2 separate regions of the Mus musculus genome follow, and region 2 is linked to region 1. Evidence: chromatin loops called from intact Hi-C (ENCODE). Cell type or tissue: gastrocnemius. All regions are shown on one strand. Links, peaks and the distances in the headings refer to the core of each region. The heading gives the core; the rest is flanking DNA.

Region 1 (5,389 bases), core at 244-5,243:
AATGATGGCTCCAAATTGCAGGGGACTATTTCACTGGGATGCAGTGCAGAGACTAATTTCCCTCTGTGTAGGGGTGTGTGACCTCACAAGAAGTCTCTATAACACACACCTCAGAACACATCCAGACCTTCTTATATCTGGCTGTCGAGGAACACTGCTCGGCAAATATTATTCAAAGCAGTCCTGGAGACACTGTGCTATGCAAAGGGGAGTCAGATCCTGATCTGGGAGGTGTGCCAAGAGACCCCAAGACTTTGAAGCTCATCACGTGCTTCAAATATATGTCTTTAAGCTTAAGGTGTACTTTAGTGCTTCAAAGATGAGTGGGATTAACAATGAGATCACCTGGTCATAGGCAAATTATGAGATTTCTCTATTTAATGTTGATTATAAAATGGCCAAGATTATTCATGTAAGTAACACATGACTGCTGGTTGCTACTAGATCAAAATATACTATTTAAATAAAATCCAAGTTTATGATTTTAAAATTACTTTTGGACAATGAATAGTACCTATTTCACACCTGCCCTGCAAAAAGTTTTGAGAAAGAAGGAACTTTGATTCTTTCTCGGTGGAAATAGCTACGTTGTGACACTAAAGCACCTGAACGAGACCACTGGGTGCTTTACATCCGTGCTCCCACTGCTCTCCTGTGATTCACTTTTAAGTGGCTTCAATTAACAGCAGTTTTATATGTGACTATTTATATGAGAGAAGAAAGTCAATCCAGTTGGAAGAGTTTTGTAATATTAAGGATAGTGTATAAAAATCAATTGAACTGTTGTAAGCTGTCCCTAATGGTATTAGCTTTGATTAAACCATCCTAGAGGGAAATCCAATTGAGCTAATTCAGAATGAAGTAATTGGCTCTTTTCTGTTGCCTGCTTTTTATTATCAGTTTACAGATCCAAAGGCCACTAACTTTTCAGAATTCTACGATCAACTATGTAAACCATGTGCTGCGGGGGAGCATGGAACAATTTAAGTCAACATGCCTCGTATTTGAATACTTACTATTCTGTTAATCACTTATCCTATGGCAAAAATCCATGGTTTGTTTGGGTCTTCCTAGATAAAACTGAGGGGAAAACCCCAAATACAGGGAAAGTGAAAAATTTCTTATTTGATTCTCAAAGGCAGATTTGAGGTTCCAGCCATAGTGTGTATAATGTAAGCAGTGGTCACAGGAACCTGCAGAGGTCGCACCCTGTAGAAGGGAGCATAAATCTCTTCACAGAACAACTCGCTCATTTTTATTTTCTAATCTTGAGCATGGGATGTCTCAAGAGGAGTAGCAGTGTGTCTCATATGATGGGGTAATGTCTGACAATGGCGGCTCGTATCTACACACCGTCAGATGTAGAGTTCCTATTCTCATCCCACTCTCCAGATCCACATAAGGAAAACAGCCATGATGGTTGACTTTTTCCAGATGGGAAAACACTGACCAGAACAAGTGGGAGGAATCACACTTACAAAGGATGGATTAGAGAATGTCCAGCTCTGCCCAGACACAGAACCCACTTGTATTCTAATCCATTGTTTGAAAGAACTTAGATTGGGTTGCCATTTCAGGCACCCTGGGTAATGCTTGCTGCCAAGTCTGATGAGCTGAGTTTGAATTTCAAGGAGCCACATGGTGGAAGGAGAGAACTGACTCCAACAAGTTGTCCTCTGACTACCACAAGTGTTATGAGACATACATACATACATACATACAGACAGACAGACAGACACACAGAGAGAGAGAGAGGGGGGGGGGAGACTAAATGAGTAAGTTAGTAAATAAATAAATGGAGTTATTATTTAAAAGAGGGAAAAGAGAAAATAAATTAAGCCTGTGTGTAAAAACTCCGGTCTTTCCTGAGTCTTTTAGAATTCAGAAGGAGACATTCTATTTCAAAACCAAGATAATTTATCTTAAAGTGAACCATTTACTTTTAACTTTTAAAACGAACTCAATTAATCATTCATTCTATAATGCTTGCTAGGCACTGACAGAAAAGTAAGAATAGCAAACAAAACAAAACAAAACAAAAAACCAGAATCAACTTATTTATGAAAATAGCTAACTCTGGTATCTTTAGAGATGGAAAAAAATTACCACTAATGAATATTAAGAATGAAAGACTTATTTTCTCTTGACCATCCTTTATATTGCCTGACATGACTAGTCTTTACTCATAAGTATGCATTACACATACACACCCACACCCCCCCACACACACATCCACACACAGTCCCCTCCCATTTTATTTAGAGTAAATTACAGCAGCAGTGTGTTAGTGTGCTAATTCTTTTTTCTTTTTCTCTTTCTTTTCTTTTTCTTTTTCTCTGTTCACCATCAGGTTAAACTGGGTGAAGATGCTCCCAATTCCAGTGTGGTGCACGTCTCCAATCCTGAATCAGGTAACAATTATGCCTCGGAGAAGACCGCTGATGGGGCCGAATGCCACCTTCTTGACTTTGCCAGTGCAGAGCGCCCACTGGTGGTCAACTTTGGTTCAGCCACCTGACCACCTTTCACTAGGCAACTGCCAGCCTTCCGCCAGCTGGTGGAAGAGTTCTCCTCGGTGGCTGACTTCCTGTTGGTATACATTGATGAGGCTCACCCTTCGGATGGCTGGGCAGTGCCTGGGGACTCCTCTCTGTCTTTTGAGGTTAAGAAGCACCGGAACCAAGAGGACCGATGTGCAGCAGCTCACCAGCTCCTGGAGCGTTTCTCCTTGCCGCCCCAGTGTCAAGTTGTGGCTGACCGCATGGACAATAATGCCAACGTAGCTTACGGGGTAGCCTTTGAACGTGTGTGCATCGTGCAGAGACGGAAAATTGCTTACTTAGGAGGGAAGGGCCCCTTCAGCTATAACCTACAAGAAGTCCGAAGTTGGCTGGAGAAGAATTTCAGCAAGAGATGAATTCTAGATTAGCTGGATACAAGTGTGATTGTAATAGAGTTTATTATTTTAAAGAAATATGTAAAAGAAGTTGAGAACTGAACTGAATCTATTATTTCAACTGAATCCCATTGCCTCACCGAAAGACGGGGACACACCTGTCAGAAGACCTTGAACCTCTTAACATCTCAATACTTTCTCTAGTACACAAATGACATCTGGCTAAATAGCAGCCCTTTTACCTCCCTTCTGAGCGAATTGATCCAAACTGGAGTGCAAGAAACCCTGTTGCAGCCTGTATTCATTCTTGCTTGCGAAAGAAGTGATTCTGTCCTGCGTGTGCTCTGGGACCAGAGGACCATAAGTTCTCAGAATACTTATTGTTAAGGGAGCTACTACCTATGATCTGATTAAGTGTATTGTCTCAGCTTTAGTCACCAGAAACAAACCCAACTGGAAAGTCCCCCAGATACATACTTACGATGTGATCTTGAAGCCATGCCATGCAGTTAGGACTGAAGTGTTAGTTCCAGCCATGCAATGTCCCGGTTAGTCTCTGTAGCCCCGAATTCCCAAGTGTGACAAGCAAAGACAGAGGAAGCAGAAAGATGAGGAAATCGCATAGTGTTTTTACCTGGAAGCTGTAGGTAATGAGTGTTGTTCAACAGCATCAGCATTGAGGCATGTACACAGCTGGGAAAACAAAGGCGATAACTAAAAGTAGCACGGGCAGGATGCACACGGAAAGGAGATGTGTAGCAATATTCCTACACTGAAAGGAAGTGGGCGATGGCAAAGATAGGTGAACGTTTTTAATGTGGAGAGAAGTACTTTATGGGACTAATTGAGATATACCCATTTCAGTGGATAATATCCGTTCAGAGAAAACTCCAGGGGGTCTGGTGCTGATGTGTTGTTCCTGCCAAATTCCTACAGTCACAATGCTACACCCAGCTCCATTCCTAACCTCTGTAGCATTGTTTTCTTTGGGTGCTGAGTGAAGGGTGTAAGAGGCAGGTACACTAACCATTCAGTTTCTGCCTTCTCCTCCAGTAAAAGAACTGTAATGATAAGGGATTTCTTCACATAAACATGAGAGCAATTTATTCTGAGAATCTCTACCTATAGTTTTGAGGGCTTACACAAGCTTATTCTTGGTACCACAGGAATTTGGTTAAATGGAATTTCCTTTGACATTTGAATTTGGACTTGGTTCTTTTTTGTTCAACTGGGATTAACCCATTAGTTGACACTTAATAGCTGTGTACATACCTATGATAAAAACTAGATATGAATACATATCTCTTAAAATACAAGAGACACAGCTGTACCTACAAGCAATACCTAAAGATCACAACATAAAAAACACTCCACAAAAAACCCAAAACCAAAACACACCAACAGATCAACCAATGTATTGTAATTATTTTTTAAACTCAAAGACATTAAGATCTCAACATATGGTTATAGTTACATGCCAAATCAAGGGTCTTATGTCTATTCCATTCAATAATTAAACCATAATATTGAGTTATTTGGAAAAAGACAATTGAAATTTAAAAGTACATTGTTAAAATATATTGTCGCAAATGTGGAAAATAGGAAGTGGGTATGCATAAAACAAGAGTCTTGTTTTTAAAAATGGGAGCAAGAAATAAGTCAGATCGCTAACCCATATATTGTTTAGTCATGGAAGCAGCACTATGGCTAATGTTTTTGGCAGCATCTAAGTTCTCCAGTGTTTTAAATTCTGTAAAAGACACACCCACAAGGAAACACAGTGAATTCCCAAAATGCAACAGTGTCTAATGAACTTCTGTAGAATCATATTGAAGATCGATTACTTCAGACTCTTCAGATGTCAAGGCCTTCACTTGAGGCTTATGAGCGATCCCTCACTCATCTTCATCTTCAAAATGCTGTTGCGATTGATGTGGCTCCCTAAAGAAGTAAAATGGAAAATTGGCTGCCCCACACCCACACCGTCGTCCGCAAATGACCCCTTTGGTTTCCACGTGTGATAGCGAAGCAGAAAGTCAGAGAGTGGGTGGGGGGATGAGTTTTGGCTAACGCCATGCTAGTTGTCTGGGGAAAAGGGATAATGGGGAAAAAAAATCACCCAGTTGTGCTACATTTTTAAAGAAAGAGAAGGTTGTGTGCGTGTACCATTTGCCTTTTGGAGAATAGGCCAATGGAGGAAGGAAGAAGAGGAAGCAACTATACAAAGATCTAGGCTGACTGTCAGGGACGCAGACGTGTTCAATAGAGCATGTCCAAAACACTGGAAGAAAAACCCTTGAAGGGCCCAGGAAGAAAGTGATTAGCAGAGCTCAGGAATCTTACACTGTGTAGAATGGGTTGGTCTCCCAGGTATGATAAGCCTGTAATTGTATAACCTATTTATCTCAATGCAAACTGCTATGAATTCCTACGACGTGCCTTTTGTAAAATTAACAAGAAGTCACTCATCCAGAGATGAGAAGAAAAAATCAA
Region 2 (5,389 bases), core at 202-5,201, 590 kb before region 1:
TCTTGTTTAGATGGCTGCAGACTTGGTTTATACAGCGTATTGATTTATAAAGCAGCTATAGTCATTAGTATTATTAGATATACCTTTCCCACTTTCATGGAAAAAAAGACCTATGACCTGTTCTATTTTAAAAAGATTGTTCCATTTTATTTTCTAGGCTTGGGCATTAAATGTGTTTCTTTAAAAATAAATACTTTAAATTTATCACCAAACTATGTTTTGATGTGCTGTTCTCTTAGGATACTTTCCTTCTAAATCCATTATAGTGACTATTGCAAATTTCTCTATGTCTGTTTGGAATTTTCAGCATCTCTTTATATGCATATGTGTGTGTGTGTATGTGTGTGTGTGTGTGTGTGTGTGTGTGTGTGTGTGTGTATGTATGTGTGTGTGTGTGTATATATATATATATTTTTTTTTCCTCCCCTCAAGACAGGGTTTCCCTGTAGCTCTGGCTGTCCTGTAACTTACTCTGTAGATCAGTCTGGCCTCAGACTCACAGAGACCCACCTGCCTCTGCCTTCCAAGTATTGAGATTAATGGCATGCGCCACCACTGGCCAACCATAGTTTTTAAACCTAGCTTTAAAAAACAAAGTATTTTTAATTTTTTTTTTTTTGGAATTTATTGTCACTTGCATTTGGACCTAGTTCCTTGGTGTTTTGGTCTCATGGTTAAGGACTCAATAAAACCAGTACCTGATTTTCTCCCTTGCTTGGGTCCAACATTTTGTGTGTGAATCTGTAGGAGACACAGATACTTATGTAAATTGTGTAGGTCTCATTTGTCAATTTTGTTTCTATTCTCCTGTATTCCTATTTAATATATCAGGCTCAATTTACCTCCGTAATTTTTGTCAGTATTGCCTTTTTTAGTTGGTGTTTGTGGTTTCTTGAATATTTTAATATCACAGTCAGTTGTTTTTAAAAGCTTACATAGTGGTAGGTTGTTTTTATTATAGTTGTTGTTGTTTTTGGACAGAGTCTCACTGTGTAGCTCTCTTCTTGAACTCGCAGAGAGCTGTCTCCTTGTACTTATATCTCTGGAGTGAGTGTTGGGATTAAAGACATGCACCACATGCCTGGCTCTTAGTGAGTTTCTATCAAGGTTTCTGTATTTGTGCATGCTTTTTGTTTTCTTTATTTTAATCTTTCTTCCCACTTTCCTCATAAGAACTTTACCACTGGCCTTAAAGCAACCTCATTAGGTAAGTTCAGCCGTATTGATATGTTGGAAATGTTATTATCTGTCATCTTTTTTTCCTGCTACCCTTTTCTATGGATTGTTTTGCAGTTTTAGATTATGACTTTGCAGTTTTAGATTGTTTCCATCTTTAATGGATGTTACACATTTTTAACAATGTCTGTACATGGCAACATTTAGAATATAAATAAATAAAATCATTTGATAAAAAGTGTGTGTACATTTGAGTGTGTCTGTGTGTGTGCGCGCGTGAGCAAGCACATGCAGGTGTGCCTGCACATGTGTGTATATTTGGAGATCCAAGGGAGTTTCAGGTGTCATTAATCACTGTCCACTTTAGTTTTGGAGACAGGATCTCTTTCTGAACTTAGAGCTGACCCATTCAAGAGTCTGGTCAGCTAGCAAGCCCTGGAAATCCCAATCTGACCTCATCGGTAGCTATAGGCATGTGCTGCTGAACCCGTCTTTCTTCTGAGTGCTGTAGGGAATGTATCTCTGTCTGTATGTTCATGTGAGCACCTGACCAACGGAGCCATCTTTCCAGCTTTAGTCTAAAAACTTAAGCTTACCTACTTGAATATGCTATTCTGCAAAGCTGCCTTAACCAGAGTGGTTTTTCCTATCTTATCGGGGCATTCATTCATTCATTTACATTCCAGTTTAGCGAACCTGACGTTCTTGCCATCATCAGGTAGGACTTTGTACACTTCCTCTCTTTCTAACATAGCCTCCCAGTGCCTCACTCTTGAGTGCCATGGCATATTACACAAACTGTAGCCGCTGCTTGCTTGCTTGTGTGGTTGTATGTCTTCTTCCCTAGAATGTGGTTTCCTCTGCCAAACACCAGGTCACTCCCGTCTACTCTTGTCCTGGGACTCCAAGTACCAGGTCATTCACGTAGTATGCTGTTATGCTGCCAACAGCTGCTGAGCAGATGAGCGTTATTTTCAGATGTAAATGATCCTTGCTGCATGTAACACTTTGGGAGAGACGATCTCCATTAAGAGGCTTTTCCAGAGCAGGCGAAGGTGAACTCTACTTCATTGAGATTTAATATGAAATGGTTCAATGTCAGAGCTAGAACCCTATGAACATAATCAACCACAATTTAATATTATATAAATAACACGATCCCCATAGCAGGCTGCTAGACCTGACATTATATTGACGCTCATCTATCTGAAGTCTCATGCTATTAGGAGAATTGTTTGCTATTTCAGTATGTCATAGTAGTTGAAAGCTTAGAATGGAGTTACCCCAGGTATATGGATTCTACAAGTAAGACCTCTTTGGTACAGTATTTGTGGGAGATCGTTCAGTTCCAAGATTGTAGATAAGATGGCACAAAGACTTGTTTCTTCTATAGTTCAACGGCAGATCCCAAGTAGATTCTGTTTTGGAACACTATCTAAATAATGGACAGTCTTAACACATAACAAGGCTAATCTGGAGTTCTTGATCTTGCTGAGACTTCAGACGTGTGCTCACCATGTGGGCTTCGGAATAAAAACGTAAGGGACCTTGGATACAGTTCTGTTCTTTTCCTTAGTGTTTTTCTTTTTTTTCCTGAATGTTTCAAATGAAAACTTTCATGTCGTTTGTGTCTAGTGTTTTAAATTTAGTTGATAAAAAACGGTGGTAGGATAAACGCTGGCTAAGGACTTGGTGTATTGTTTTTGACCACTAGTCGTCAGTATTGAACCATCAGTAGGCATTATTTCTTCAAGCTCCAGGTTGGCTTAAGATGGATTCCCTACAGACTATACATCCCAGCTCTTAGCATTTCTGTAAACTGTCCTTGACATCAGTCTCACAATTAAAAACAATATCATTATTTGTCATTTTAAAATTGAAACTGTATAGATTCACACTGTTTGGAAAAATTCAGGGATTACATATGCTACGTGGAGTCTGGAGCTCACTTGTTGCTGCTTTAATACTCCGGATCCAGGCTTCCCTCACTCCCTGCCTCCTCCCATCCTTTCCTTTATGAAGGAGTTAGTCTGTTTAGTTGCAGAAAGGCGGAGACCAGCTTTTGATATGAGAGTTAATTTTATATATATTCCTGATTCTTTTCCACTTTAACGTGTCCGAGCTTTAAGCCAGCATCCTAGACACCCCTGTTTTCTATAGTCGCATCTCACACGAGCCTTTTCCTAACATTGTGTCTTTCTCTTACTCATGACCCCTTTTGTACCTTGTACCATTTACCTTTGTTCCTGTAATTAGCACTGTTCAATTTTCCTTCAGTGAGTCTCATTTTTCCTTGATAAACAGACATGGTTTACTGCTTAGTGCATTTAATTGATTTCTATTATTAAGATCTGTTAATTCTTTTTGTCACATACTGAAACAGGTTCTAATTATTGCTCAGGAGGGGAGGAACAAATTATTTGTAATCATCGTCCATTTGCGGTGAAGCTTTCAAGCCCTGTTCAGAGCTGTAAGGTTCTTTACTCAATTGATGGAGCTGGGATGGGAGAAAGCACACAGGCTTAGAACGTGTGACCTGAGAATGAGGTTTCCATGGCCTCTCCGGCCACGCTTGGATGAGGATCAAGTCACACTGATGTTGACGCTCACAGCGCAGTGTCTGCACAGACTTGGGCCCCGCAGCTCTGCTCTCCCGTTCTTGCCCCCTCTGACCTACGGGCTTCTTCAGAAGGCGCTGGAGCTTAATTTTTGTGTGTCTTTCATCCAAAGAAAGACAAGAAACAGACCATGCATCTTCTAAGGAAGACGGATAATCATCCTGATGTTAGATGCACTTTTAAGTGTTGAGAACTGAGTGTCTGCTGTCTTTGTTGTCTGTTTTTCTCTCATTCTTCACACCTTGTCAACTCTGATTTAAAAATAATTATGAAAGTTGGCTCTATCGGCTTTGTAACTGCTACTGACTGTTGCCTCTGCTGCTGTCTTCTGCTTGTGCAAACAGAGAAGGCCGCTGGCCTCAAGTCTTACCTCTTTGTCACCTGCGTGGCATGCAGATGATGTCACATTCTTCTTTTGTCACAGTTACAACAAATTTAAAAGCCTCACACTAAAAGTCCCTTGAATCTGGTTCCTGGTTTCTTCTCACTGCAGTGTTCAGTTATTCTCACCCTCGTGAATGGTAGGACAGTTACAGTGACCTCAGGCCAGCATGATGGCTTAGCGGTACAGATGCTCGGTGTAAAGTGGGATAACCTGATTTTGGTCTCCTGAACTCATATGGTGGAGAGATGGCCTTTGCAAGTTCAGTCATGTTCCCACAGGGAAGTCAGAGCCATCACTGTCACGTATGCTGGGCTTCTGCCCTTCTGTGGGCATGCTCTGCACTTTCTGCCTTTGGACTTTTGTACTTCCTGTTTTCAGAGACATGAAGTTGATTTTTGAAATAGTTGTGTGGCTTATGCCTGCCTTTCCTTTCGAATGCTACTTCAGAAAGCCTTTAGTAACTATCCAAGAAAAATGCCCTCCTTCCCTTCTGAGTTTGTTACATTTATTTCTTTTTTCTTTTTTCTTTTTTTTTTCTTTTTTCTTTTTGGTTTTTTGAGACAGGGTTTCTCTGTGTAGCCCTGACTGTCATGGAACTCACTCTGTAGACCAGGCTGGCCTCGAACTCAGAAATCCGCCTGTCTCTATCTGTCTCCCAAGTGCTGGGATCAAAGGTGTGCCACCACGCCCGGCTATTTCTTTTTTCTTTAACAATACTTTTCCACTATTGTCACCTTTCTGTCCCCTAACCAGCCTTTGAGGGTGGGCTCTTCATGGCTTCTGCTTATGGTCCTATCTCAATTCCTATAACAATGCCTGAGGAATAGTAAGTCCAAGCTAGGTGTTCATGGAATGAATGAATGAATGAATGATTGATTGAAAGAATGAATGCTGTATCCAGTATCCTCAGAGTACCACTTAGTATGATATTCATTTGGCGAGCACTGTCGTATGCTATGTCCTGGGTGCTGTGTTGGCAGCCATGGGTTTAACATTACCTATGATACTGCCTTGCCTTTGGGTCCTCTTCATACATTTTGTAAGGCAGTATTTCTAGGTATGCACGGGCTGTAGAGGACACCGGAGGGCAAAACGTTATTGTTTTGGGCCCTTTGTGGCAACGCTTGTGCTTGGGAGATCCCATATTTCTGCTGGGGCTTAGTATTTTCCAATTGGTCTGGGGAGTGTTTCTGTGGGTGTGAGTTGTGCC

What was found. A loop is a pair of places that touch in the nucleus more often than their neighbours do. Peaks named below come from ENCODE experiments on the same cell type or tissue, not always from the same donor. Only the 100,000 strongest peaks of a DNase experiment are listed, where the experiment ranks them.
Region 2: it touches region 1 in a loop (5-fold over the local background); 33 of 42 quality-filtered maps call a loop at or near these places.

Annotation. Positions count from the first base shown.
Region 1 is chr12:90,726,952-90,732,340 of GRCm38, reverse strand. It overlaps Dio2 (deiodinase, iodothyronine, type II), which reads left to right. Exons shown (of 2, transcript NM_010050.4): 2 at 2,351-5,389. The coding sequence ends at 2,917. Among named protein-coding and RNA genes, the nearest start is that of Gm26512, 8.6 kb to the left of the region's middle. In gastrocnemius, for the core only: a CTCF peak has its summit at 2,497 (motif pointing left); a DNase peak (open chromatin) is centred at 2,495.
Region 2 is chr12:91,311,911-91,317,299 of GRCm38, reverse strand. The region is part of intron 10 of Cep128 (centrosomal protein 128); the gene reads left to right. Among named protein-coding and RNA genes, the nearest start is that of Cep128, 70 kb to the left of the region's middle. In gastrocnemius, for the core only: a CTCF peak has its summit at 2,893; no DNase peak of the experiment used is centred there; H3K27ac peaks cover 1,207 bases.